Linked DNA regions of Mus musculus: region 2 is linked to region 1. The links are chromatin contacts, found by Hi-C or POLR2A ChIA-PET in ENCODE. All regions are on one chromosome and are shown on one strand. The core of a region is the stretch at or near the end of the contact, and the rest is flanking DNA. Distances in the headings are between cores, read along the strand shown. Region 1 has its middle 38 kb from the start of 9530068E07Rik. Region 2 overlaps Fstl4 (follistatin-like 4).

The links. A loop is a pair of places that touch in the nucleus more often than their neighbours do. ChIA-PET counts read pairs that join two places held with the same protein, here RNA polymerase II (POLR2A).
Region 2: a loop to region 1 is called in a map of left cerebral cortex, with 3 times the contacts of the local background. The contact joins two enhancer-like sites. A Hi-C loop is called at or near these places in 3 of 37 maps with a recorded cell type or tissue (heart and left cerebral cortex). POLR2A ChIA-PET finds 5 or more read pairs at or near these places in 1 of 5 experiments (embryonic stem cell).

Annotation. Positions count from the first base shown.
Region 1 is chr11:52,431,120-52,437,668 of GRCm38, reverse strand. No RefSeq gene overlaps it. Among named protein-coding and RNA genes, the nearest start is that of 9530068E07Rik, 38 kb to the right of the region's middle. Within about 2 kb of position 3,704, at least 1 of the 3 ENCODE cell types and tissues checked has a DNase peak (open chromatin) inside an H3K27ac peak, as active enhancers do; it is left cerebral cortex, where a contact is called at or near this core.
Region 2 is chr11:52,887,332-52,894,013 of GRCm38, reverse strand. The region is part of intron 3 of Fstl4 (follistatin-like 4); the gene reads right to left. Among named protein-coding and RNA genes, the nearest start is that of Fstl4, 130 kb to the right of the region's middle. Within about 2 kb of position 3,588, at least 1 of the 3 ENCODE cell types and tissues checked has a DNase peak (open chromatin) inside an H3K27ac peak, as active enhancers do; it is left cerebral cortex, where a contact is called at or near this core.

The DNA of each region.
Region 1 (6,549 bases), core at 2,455-4,954:
GGGAGCCACAGAGCCACGTGAGTGGGTGCCAGGGCCAAGCAGATTGTCCCCCAGCGCCTGCTTACAAGGCAGCCCATGCAGATGAGCTCTTTATAGACATAGATTCTGCTTCCATACAAATGTCTGCGACTGTAGCAAATAAGGACTGGGAGACACAAAAGCCTACTCAGTTCTGTGGAAGGTGCCGCCTGGTGTTTGGAGGCGTCCCTGAGAGCTGTGTTAGCCACCTGTCAGGAGTGGTGAGGGAAGCAGACGGAGCTCTTTGGAGAAGCATCAAACAAGTGTGGGGTGAACCTGCAGGGAGAAGGTAAAGCAGTCAGGCCTTGGGAGCTGTGGGCGGGAACGTGGGCGGGAACCTAAAGATCTGCCGCTGCTCCAATGGGCTCCTGGAGAAGTTCCATGGCTACAGGAGTCAGCTCCCTCCTCAGCGTGCTCCCTCAGCACCTGTCGCCTAGGGAGCTGTGTTTTGTGGGTGGGTGGATTAGTTTGCTTATGATAGGGTCTCACTATGTAACCCTGACTAGCCTGGAACGCTCTATGCAGACCAGCCTGGCCTCAAACTCACTGCGATCCCGCCTGTCTCTACCTCCCGTGTGGGGCTGTATTAGTAATTTACTCATGGTTTCTGTTTGTAACAAGACACCTGGCAAAAGCAGCTTAAGGAAGGAAAGGTCTACTCTGTCTGAGTGCAGTTCCTGGAGAGAAGCACAGCAACAAGGATGGGAGGCAGCCAGTCACACTGTGCCCTCGTGAAGGAAACAGGGATGAACGCTGGAGCCCAGCTCAACCGGTTCTTTTTATTCAGATCATGATCCAAGCTCTGGAGAAGGTGCCAGTGACATTCAGGGTGTCTTCCCTCTTCGTCTAAACCTTTCTAGAAATACTCAGAGAAGAAGCCAAAAGAGTGTTTCCAAAGGTGATTCAAACTCCAGTCAGGCTGACAGTGATGATTAACAGTCCCAAACAGCCTTCCCAAAACCATGAAGAACCGGAGTCCAGACAGACTATGGCCGGAGCTCATGCTGTTACTCTCTGGTTTCCAACCAGGTCCTCCCCTCCTTAATATCATGGGCTGGGAATGGTGACCGACATGGGGCTTTTGCTGAAAGGAAGAAACCATGACATCCAAGTTATCCACTGTGGGAAGGTTAATACCAGGATAAAGAGGGGGAGGCTGGCTTTGAAGATCTTAAATTAAAAGACAATAAAGGACACAAGGAAGTCAGTGGAGATCAGTAAGATGGCTCAGCAGGTATGGGAGCTTGCCACCAAGACTAAAGATCTGAGTTCGATTCCCAAATGCACTGGATCGGAAAGAACCAACTCCGGCAAGGTGTTCTTGACCACCATATATGTACTGTGCCACGGATGTGTGTGCACACACACTCACAAACTCACACACACACTCGCACACACTCACAAATTCACACACACTCACTCACATACACTCACACACACTCACAAACTCTCTCTCACACACACAAATAAATATGCTAACAAAAAATTAAATAGTTTTGGATTTTTAAAAAGAGCCCGCTTCTGCAGCCTCTAACTCTCGATGATCCAGCCTCACTCTCCCAAATGCTGTGAGCCCCCACGTACGGCTGGATTATTTTTTCTTTCAAGTGAAAAAAAAGCTTCACTGTCTTCCTCCACACCGTCAGCCTGTGTCTCCTTAAAGCAACAACCTTTTTTTTTTTTTTCTGGCTTATTGATTTGATCAGTATTTTGTGCCTCTCACCCTGACCTAGGCATGTCTGGGGGGAGGGGCTATGTTGTGGATATAAGGGACAGAACTTCTGTCCTCCTGGAGCTTATGATCCAAAGACATTCTGAGCACACACACACAAGTAAACACATGGATGTCAACACCAAGGTCTCCACTCCAGAGAGGAGTGAGGGATGTTTGAATGACAGATGAGAAGAGGGAACACAACAGCTTTGAGTCATAGGCAGGTCACTTGCACTGTAGCTTGAGGAAGGACAAGGTCCCCATCAACTATGTCCTACACCAGAGGAGGCCATGCTGGTGACAGCTCCGGATCACCATGACCCAGCCCGGGATCACAAATAACGGAGGCTCGCTCCCCTTTGCCCACAGTTCGTGGCTTCAAATTCACTTCAGGAGGGAAGGAGAAAGCCAAGGGTGTGGGAACTGGGGATTCCCAGACTCAACAGCTCTCAGATTAATTTTGCTTTCTGATTAAAATAGAAATACAAGGACTAGCAGAGAGTGATATAGAGACCCTCGTACCAATCGATGGACTTGAAATTCCAGTAAAGATCTTTTTAAGGTAATTTAATGAAAGTCACTTTATATTCTCAGGTTTGGACATACAAAGACCCTCAAATTCCAGCTGAGCCCGGGGACCTATGCAAGCTACAGATATGAAGAACTGGAGGACCACCCAGCAAGACTGCCTGGGGTGCCTGCCTACTTAGAGTCAGGCATTCAATCGTTATTTTGCACTCTAAGTTTTGGGTAGAAAACTCTAACACTTCCTTCATCCCTGAGACCGCATCCCCATCCTCCAAGGATGGGAGTCTGGTGTCTCAGCTCGGGCCAAGCACCACTTACCCTGTATTAGTGCCCAGAAACTAGGAGGCTTTAATCAACTGGAATCTGGATGCTAAGTCCCAAGTCAAGATGCCAATAAAATCCCAGATGGAGTCCGTTGTCACTCACCACCCAGCTTCCAGTAAGGACCATCTTCCTCTGACACCTCGCTTCCAATATGGCCAGCCATCCTCCCCTGCCACCTAGCTACTGGTACAACCAGCAACCCTCAGCTCAGACACTCCTGCATTAGCTACTATTCTCATTGCTGTAACCAAATAAACACCTACCAAGAAACAACCTATGGGAGGAAGGGTTTATTTTAGCCCACAGTCTTTCATGGGCGTAGTAGTAATAATCTCTTCCATCAGGAGGCAAGGAGTAAACAAGAATTGAGTCCAGTTTATAAAACGCCAAGGTCCACCCCCAGTGACTCTCTTCCTCCACCTGCTGAAGGTTCCACAACCTTTCAGGACAGCACCACCAACTGGGGACCAAGTATTTAAACATATGGGGGACATTTCACATTCAAACTACAACTCCCAGCTACCCCCATTTGCCATGACCTTCCCATGACGTGGTCACTGATGCAGGTTGACCCTCATCCAGCCCCACTTTGTTTTAATGAACTGCAGTAGCCAAGACCCTATCTCTAACAAGGTCACAGTCTAAAGCATTAGGAATTGGGCCTTTCTCTTTCACAGTGACATCACCAACTCACAGCACCTCTTACCCTGAGACGCTTCTCAGCATTGCAGTTCACTCTGCCCCTCCTTCATCGATCTCTCAGCTTTAGCAGGAGGGAGAACATCTGGAAAGATGGACAGAAACTTCACCAGCTGCTGGAACTGCCAAGAGCCAAATTACTGTGGTGACAGGATTTGACCCTCCCACATGCCAGACTCCTCATGGCATCTCTGCTCCTCTGGGAGACAATGAGAACTATGCTGGCTAGACACAAGCTAGAGCCATCAAAGAGGGAGCCTCAGTTGAGAAAATGCCTTCGTAAGATTTCCACATAGGTAAGCCTGTAGGGCATTTTCTTAATTAGTGATTTGATGGAAGGGGCCAGCCCCTTGTGGGTGGGGCCATCCCTGGGCTGGATGTTCCCGGTTCTGTAAGAAAGCAGGCTGAGCAAGCCATGGGGAGCAAGCCAGTTAGCAGTACACACACCCCCATGGCCTCTCCATCAGCTCCTGCCTCTAGGTCCCTGCCCTATTTGAGTTCCTGCCTGATGTCCTTTGATGATGACCAGTGATGTGGAAGTGTAAGCCAAATAAACCCTTTCTTCCCCAAGATTTGTTTTCTTTTCATTTCTTTTTTTTTTTTTTTTTTTTTTTTTTTTTTTTTTTTGGGCATGGTGATGGTGTTTCACTACATAATAGAAACCCTAACTGGGACAAGAACCCTCCAAAGTAGACCACATGACACAGGCTCTTTTCTGGGGCTACTCGAGCAAGGCCTGCGGCTCAAAACGTTCCGATGCTACAGCAATCTCTTGCCAGGAGAAACATTCCAGTGGCTTAAAGCCCAGCTGTGAGTCACAGCAAGCCCCTCCTCCAGAAGATGCTCTGTCCCTGGTTCCAATGACATTTTGAATTTCTCTTCTCACCACTGCAGATGTAGCAGGTGGAGGTGGACAGGAGCTAAACACACGCAGAGGAAGTGTTAGGTGCAACAGTCCTGAATTGGAAGCGTTCAGAACACCCACCCAAAAGATGGCGTGTATGAAGAAGTCCAAAAAGAAAGAGTGAGCTATGGGAACAAAGCCCCACCCTCCCACCCAAGACATAGAGTCAGCCCACTCCAGATGGCCTTGTTTATCTCACACTGTGCTGGGCTGTTTGTTTATTTTGTTTCTAAGTTCCAGCATTGACATTTGTAGACTCCAAAATCTTAAGCAATTAATTAGCCTCTGTGTGTTCGCCCCTGTTCCATCCATGGGCAGGAATGGTGTCACCTGACAGGGGCTGTGAGCAGATTTGGATGAGAGCTATAGGTAATGTGTTCAGCATCCCACTGAATGGGAGGGAACTGTAGAACTGTAGATAGGTGTCTGACTCTAGCTTTGGGTGACTGGGTCAAGAGAATGTGGGCTTTAAAACCCCAGAACACACATTTTAAAAGCCAGGTACACAGCACACAGTTACAATCCAAGCCCTTGGGGAGGTGGAGGCAGGAGGCTTTCAGGCTTGAGGGGCAGCCAGACTAACTTGTCAGTATGCTTCAGAATGATCATAGATGACCATAGCATCCATGTGCACACACTCACGCACATAGTGTATACAGAGACAGACAGACAGACAGACACAAAGATACACAGGGACAGAGAGACAGAGAGACATGTGTATAAAGATTGATATACACAGATATTTTCTGCAACATTACTCCTAACAGGGAAGAAAACTGGAAAAAACCCAAACGACCTAAAGTAGAGAAATGGTTACATACAAACAGATTGAAGCAGTGGAATGTTCCGTGGCCGTGACAGAAAAGGCAATCGGCGAGACATCTACGGCGGATACAGTCAGCTCTCTCATTGGTTTTGCATTTGGAGATTTCGACCAACAGAAGGTAGAAAATATCCAGGAAGAAGTAAGTGCAACTGGTATTGATCAGGTGTGGAAGTTTTCTGGTCATTGTTTCCTAACCAATATTACCCGGGTGCCCCGTGCAGGGATGGGCTGAGGGGCTGGAGGACCTGCACAGCACCAGTGAGCTGACACACCCAGCAAGTGCAGGTGTGTGCAACTAGGCTGGAGCCAGAGAACCCAGAAACCGTTCAGGGCTGTGTCCTTGAGAGAGGCTGGCACAGTGTGCCTTTCTACTGCTGTCCTGGGCACCGTGAGCAAAGCAACTGGAGGAGAAAAGGGTTCTGTTTAGCTTAGCTTATACGTTCAGTCCATTATCTAAGAAAGCCAGGGCAGGAACTCAAGGCAGGAACCTGGAGGCAGGAACTGGACAGAGACCATGGAGGGATGCTGCTTACTGGCTTGCTCCCCCTGAGGCTTGCTCAGCCTGCTTTCTTAGCACAACCCAGGGGAGGCAAAATGGACTGGACCCTCCGACATTAATCACTCATCGAGAAAATGCCTCACAGACATGCCCTCTGGCCAATCTGATGAAGACAAATCTTCAATTAAGGATCCTTCTCCCCGGGTAGTTTGTGTTCAGTTGACATAAACCGACCAGCACAAAGCCCCTCTCAGTGGGACCTTTGGCCAAGAGGCCTGGACCACTGCCACTTTGTTAAGCCTCTTAGAACAAAGGCTTGCCACAGATGGGACTATAAATCCCACCCATGCTTTCAATGCTAGCACTTAACAAATTGCTGCTTTTAACATTAAACCACCCCTCCCACTTGGAATCAGGCCCACAGTCTGCACTCAGAGAGGTGATTGTCAGCATGGTGCTCACGCCAGAGGGCTCCCTGCCAGTGGCTGCCAGGCCGAGCTGTGTCGAGCCCTGTGTCTCAAGGGTTCTTCTAAGAGAGACCTGTCCCCAAGACCAAGGTGTCTCTCTCTTCCTCCTTCCGTTCCCTTCCTTCTCCCTGCCTGCTCTCCCTCCTCCTATCTCCCACCCTAATCTCCTCCTTTTTTCTCCTTCTCACCCAGCCCTGGGCTCCCACACACAGGCATCCTAGCCCTGGAAGCCTATGGCACTCTTAGTGACCCCAGGTAGACACACCCGTCCCCTCGGGCTCGGTAGCGTGTCCCCTGGGAGCCAATGTTCTAGCACTCTGGTTGCGACCTGAATTGCGTAGTTATTACTTTAACGCAAAACCTGGACTCCTTAAGAAAGGCTCAGGGATGCTCAGGCAAATGCATCCCTTTCCAGGGATGTATCTCCTGACACCAGTTAGGGCCTCCAGCATCCCTCCTAGAACCTGAAAGGACCACACTGCCCTTAAGTGGGGAGGTCTCACCCCTCCACTATAGTAACCTGGGACTATCTTCTGATGCCTGCAGCCCACTTGGGCAGCTGATGAGATG
Region 2 (6,682 bases), core at 2,339-4,838, 460 kb before region 1:
GTTACTGCCCTATCTGGAGTGCAGCGACATTGTAATTATCTTGCCAGGAAAGCCATGAGAGAGAAATAAGTTCGCTCAAAATTAGGCAGCCAAGATGATGGGTATCTGGTGTCCTTGTGTGGCATGTGACACCAGCAGGAGTCCCTGCCATTGCCTCCCTGAAGGAATAATAGTGCCTAGCTTCATCAAGGGTTACAACTTGAATATAGTCTCCTTCCCAATAGTCCTGTCTGGGCCAGTGGGACTGATTCTGCATCTCACATGTACCAGTGTGCACACACAGAGAAGATGCAGCCACACTGGTGTGCACACACAGAGAAGATGCAGCAACACCTGTGTGCACACACAGAGAAGATGCAGACACGTGGGCATCTTATGCTGAGGGCATAAGGAAGGTCTAAAGGCACTGCTGGACCCACTGCTCTGGTACTGACCTTGGTCCTGACCTCCCATCTCCTTGTATGTTGTATGAACGTGGGGCCCCTTCCAGGAGTATGGAGTCCAGGACAGGTGCTCAAGATGAAGGGCAGGTCCATGTGATGTGGGCTGCAACTTGTTTGTACTCACTTCCTTCTGTACCTGAGCTGTCACCATCTTTCCTCACAGGTGATGAGGAGGGAGTTGAGGTGCAGCAGCAGTGGGGAGTCCCTCCGTGTGCACAGTCTGCCTCATGGTGAACTGTACTACAGTCTGTCTCCATGGCTTTGGGTATAATTCCTACCTTGAAGCTTTGGGCTTTTATTTCTTAAATATAACAGCCTCTCCTTCACAGGGTCACTGTAAGTGTTTTCTGAGCTATGGATGGAGCATCCTCACTTTCTTAATGCAGACTGACCCTGACACTGCTTAGCCAAGCCCTTCACACAGCTACTACGCAGGGCAGAATAAGCAGCTTGAGACTTTCCAATCTCAGATGCTGTGGGGGCTGTGTGATGGCTCCATCTCTGTTGTAGAGGACCTCAAGAGAATCTTCCCCATTGGACCTCCAATTTGCTTTATTAGAACCAAATGTTGATTTTCAGGTTCCATCAAGGACCATCTGGTTCAACACTGACACCTTGCAAATGAAGGTCTGATGTGCAAAGAAGAAAAATGGCTAATGCAAGGAGAGAGAAGCAACCAGCATTCAGACCTTTTATCACATCACACTTGTCTTTAAAAAGCTTGTCTATATGTGCACCATGTTCATGCAGGTGTCTATGGGAATCTGGAGGGCAGTTAAGAACCCCTAGAGCTGAAGTCCTAGGTAGCTGTGAGCTGCCTAGCAGGGGCACTGGGAACTGAACCCAGGTCCTCTGCAAGAACAGCAAGTGCTCTTAACCACTGAACTATCTCTCTAGGCACTCTAAAAGGTTCTTAAATTGTGGGTTGTAAATTATCATCAAAGAAAGGTTTCTGAATGCATGATGACCAACAATTAATCCAAAATCAAACATGTTAATGAATCTAAGCTGTTTCTGGCAGAGTTCACCTGTATAGGGCCATGTGACTTCACCGCAGCCTTGGTGTTGAACACATAACACGCACACTCACTCTTGCATTGTACATGCCTGTAATACACCACCAATAGATACTGCCTCAAATATCTGGGCTCAGATTGGACCTACTGTGTGTTATACATTATGGTGTTTTTTGCTATGTGTACAATGTCTTCTGTTCTTAGGGAAATATAATGGTTTAATTATGGAAAACAAAGACAATATTTTCCCATCAACATTCAATAGGTAAGATAGTTCCGAGCTGTAATGTGGTTGACAAACAAGGGCATCTATCTCATTAGTATGCACCTTTCTTTCCTCTTTAATAAGTGGTAAATTATGTGCACAGCAAAGAATTGTTTTGAAAGAATATTTATCAACAGATGTTTGATTCATTATTTTAAAGATTTTATTTTTTAATTATATAATTTGTGTATGGGTTTGTGTACACAAGTACAAGGCCAGGAGATGCCAGAAGAAGGGGTCTGATCATCAGGAGCTATAGTTGCTGTTTTAAGTTATGTGGTGTGGGTGCTGGGCATTGGCTTGAGGCTGTCTGTGAGAACAGTGTGCTGAGCCATCTCTCCAGCCTCAGTGTTTAATTTCACATCTAGGACTTACACTGGATGCCTGTAGTTAGATTACAATCCTTTGGATGGAAGGGGCTCACGAGTGGAAAGATGCGGACGCCCTGCCATTGTGACTGGGAGCTGATGGGATTGCCAACCCATGCTTTGTGGCTTTTAACTCATGTTTTATAATCTTCATCTTTGCTGACATTAGTCCCTCATATGATTTAGGATTTTTTTTTAAAGGCCAGAGGAAATGAGTCAGCTTCACTGAAGACCCTCCTGGCAGCAGGAAACGAACACAGACTGCTGACGGAGCACGTCCTCCTGCGCGTGCTATGGGAATTACAGGCTTATCTGGGTGAGAAAAAAAAAAGTTCCAAATATGCAGATTTGGAGAAAAGCTCCTAACCCAATGCCAAGTTTCTCTCTCAAGGAAAATTAAAACGAACAGAAAGACTCTCCCTGGAGTTGGGGTATTGATCAGGGTGCCAGACAAGTGAATATTTCCAAGGCTCCAGTTCTACAGGCTCCGTGGTGTCCAGCCCTCATCCAAGGCAAGGTGGTTTTATGCTTCCCGCAGTCTCTAGACCACTCACTAGCCTTATGCCCTGGCATCTGGGGACTGCCCATTCAATTCTTAGATTCCCATATCTCCAAAGCTCTGGCTATAAGCCTTGCCTGAAAACCACCCTGCCAACTGTTATGGGGTGGAGTGGGGACATGAGGGACCACACCAGCAATATAAACTGGGTTTAACTGGTGCTGGGGTGGGTTACCTTGGTCTGTCCTACCCTTTTCAGGGAGCCATTGCTTGGCAGGCTCAAAGTCCACAGGAAGCCCCAATCCTGAGCTTCGGAAACGAGGGCTGAGATCCCTGGGGAGCCCTTCTCAGCCGAGCTCCCTGTAGAATCCCTGCCTGGCCTTGCCATGACTGAAGCCGGCTTCCTACTCCGAGGTTTCCACGGAGCTGGACATTGCACTGGAGTCATGAATTACATGAGCAAGTGAGAGCTGGCCAAGGCATCAATGCTGCACTAAATGGATACCCAAGAGGCACGCAGAGAGATAGGAAAGATATTTTTGCATGCTCTGGAGGTCTAGAGAATTAGGGATTTCCCAGGTGATGGTTTCTACAGCTTCTGCCTGCCCCGGGAGACCTCCGCACTGGATTATTCTGCCTAAGACAATTCTTACGATCATGTCTTCTTACAATGCTGGGCTGTACAGATGTGTAATTTCACTTCCCTGAAAGCTTTCCACATCCAGTCCAGCACAGGAGTGACTTGCCTGGCTGCTGGTGTCAGTGTCGTGACGACTGTCCCCAACAGATGTAATGAAAACTGAGTCCTACACTCCAAAGCCATTTCCAGGCATTTCTGGATACCTTGCCAGCACAGAGAACACAGAGAGGCAGGGGGAGCTTCGGAAGATGGACTGTTTCTACATCTGCGTCCTTAGACCTCATGAGACTCTAAGCACAGATTTTGATCAATGCTATTGCCGTCTATCTGGGTGAAACCAGCTCTGATGATGAGATGCTGACATCCCTTGGCAGACTGGTGCTTGGTTTCTGTACATTTGTCTCTTGCAACACTGAGAAGGAAGCCCACGGCTGCTGAGGAAAGGCGTCCATGCTCTTTCAGCATGCTGCTCTGGCACTCTGAGGGTGTGGGCACCATGGCACACCCGGTGCCCAGGCTTTTATCAGCGTGGAAAGTGAGGTATTTTCCCTCTTCTCAGTCCTGGAATCACAGGTTACTCTGAGTCAATATTTTGACAGTGTGCCTGTAAACAACTCTCTCCTTTCTGAGGCAGAAAAGCAAACATATCCATAGTGAATAAACACAGAAGACAGGGTGTCTCATGTCTGGGCTGCAGCATCCACACAGGAACCTATCCAGGGACCACATTCCAGCAACGCAGAGTAGACCACTTACACACAGACTGGCTATGTGCGGCAGCCTCCTGCCTAACTGTAGGTCCCCAAAAGCCCCATTTTCAGCCTCTTCTCCCATGGTCCTCTCCAGATGCGCCAATTACTACCTTTACTGGGCTCTATTGCTGATGTCACAGCAGAACCCAGACCTGTCACGGGCACCTGCGCTAGGTGACATGCCCCTAGAGCTTCTATGATGGCAGAAGCTGTGAGTGTCCCCCTCATGCCCCCATTTCTGTCAAAGTAGCAGTTCCTGTGGGCCAGGCCTTGGTAGGAAACCAGGACTCAGGCAGGCAGGCAGGCAGCCAGCATAGACTGTGTAGGTGGAGAGAAAGCATAAAATCACGGATGGAATCTTAACAGGACTCTGGGAAGTTGGAGAGAACCTTAAAAGCTTCATTTATTTTGCTCAAAATGAGACTTCAATGCACAGGCTCTAAAATGCTCACTTCAGCCTTTATCAGCCTCTGAGTGTTGTAGTTCTTCGTGAGCAGGACTATGAAGAGGGCGTCCAGGGGACCGAAGCTTCCTTAAACGCTCTCTTGCTGAAGATAGGTGTGAGAGAATACTGTGTGCCACTCACTGTGTTAGAACCAGAGTCCTCTCGGTAGGCAGCCCTGGGAACACAGAGCCCAGGGGAAGAGATTTCTAGTGACGTCTGTTGACACGTGTACATTCCCTATTTATAGGAAATGCCATAGTCATCATACGTGGGTATCTAGATGGGAGTATAGGGGTTTCTTTTTACATGTGTGTGCTCCTGTGTGTTCAAGTACACACATGCGCATGAGTGTGTGGAAGCCACAGACAAGGCTGAGAGTCATTCCTCAGATGCCTTTGATCTTTCTCTCAACATAGGGTCTTCCACTGGCTTGGAGCTTACCTAGGGGTCTAGGCTGACCAGGAAGACACAGAGATTTACCTGGTTTTGCCTTCTCACTGTGCCTGGCCTTTTTTTTTTTTTTTTTTTTTACAGTTTTACGATTCTGGAGTTTAAATTTATATATACTCATATGGCAAACACTCTGAGCAATCTCTCATCTCTCAAGACCTAAAATCAACAAAACTCACTCACTCTCTCTCTCTCTCTCTCTCTCTCTCTCACACACACACATACACACACACACACACACACACACACACACACACACACCTTATTCCCACCATTAATAAACTTATAATAATGCTGATCAATTAGAAAGAATGCCAGCTGTTAGGTGTACCACTCAGCCACAGGCCGCTGACCATCTACACCTCAGTCCCCCTCAAGGCTGTTTATAAAGCACACAGACATCTTCTAGGCAGCTCTCTTCTAACCCCAGTGGGTGGTGACTTGGAGCAAATCTCTCAGGGCATCCCATCATTTGAACAGTCATCTCCTGGTTACAATTACATTACTGGGTCCAAGGGGCCCGAGAGGTAAGGAGAATCACCCTTATAATATAGTTATTTGTTTGAGCTACTCAAGCAAAAGCCAGATGCATATCATCATGGCTGTGAGGCTATGTGTCTGGGAAAGCACCTATAAGCCGCAGTTACCAGCTGCTTCCCCTAATCCCACCCAGAAATCAGGCAACCTCCCAGGGTTTCCGTTCAGTTTAAAATGCGCTGTTCGTAATAGTGACAACTTACATTTGCTTCAGTGAAGCACACTCTTAACACGGTTTTAAATTCCTTCTGTGGCTGAACACAGGCTCAGATGACTAATCCCGTGTTGGGGATTTGGAGCCTCTGACATATTGCCAAGGCTTGCCACTGTGAACAGCTCTGCAGTCCCTTTGAAGTCCCTGAGGAAGCAAAGCTACACCCCACCCCCTCACCTCCCTCCTGCTACATACATTTTTAGCTGGATGAGAGGATTCTGTGAGAGGAGACCCACACCCTGCCATCTCAGATTTTGATCTTCATTTATTCTGCCAACCAATGTATACTGAGAGAGTCCTCTGTGGAGCATCTCCTTATGGCTGCCCCGCAGAGGTGAGTGGATTTCTGTGTCCTCAGTTCTCCCGGGGCCAGTCTGAAGCTTTGCAGGTGGAAGGCAAACTGCTCCCCTGAATACTCTCTTGCTCTTCTCAGAGACAGACAGTGAGGGGGTGGGCAGGAGGACAAGGAGATTGTCTGGAATTCTATTCTGAGTCTCAATCATCATTAGTAGAGGTCTTATTCCTCCATCATTTCCTACCCCTGTCTCTGCAGTCTTCTTGCTTTTGTTCCCATTAGCCCATCTGTCCCTCCCAGGGCCCCTGAAAGGGCAACCCAGCCCTCACTTTGTAAAGACAAGTTTCACAGTGGTCAGCATGTCTCAGGTTCCAGGACCATTAACCCTCATTGCTAAGATGGAGACTCAAGTGTACTGAGCCCTGGTCTTGGGCATAGCATGTGCCTGGGCTCTGAAGAGAGAGTGATGGGAACAAGGTGACAGGTTCAGGTCTGTCTCCAAAACCAACCCAACCCAACCCTTCCTCATCCTTTACACAATGCCCCACAGCACAGAGTGTGGCCTGTAACACTGCAGCAGATGTGACTAGAGTTTGTCCTTCGTGGCAACAAGACCTCAGCTTTCCACCTCTGGGGCTGTCGTGCCCTCTGGGGTAAGGAGTTCAGCACGGAAAACCACACAGTAATGAAGGAGTGCATTTTCCAAGCTTGGGTTCTCAAGCTCTTTTACAAAACAGCCGTGGTTTTTTTGTTTGTTT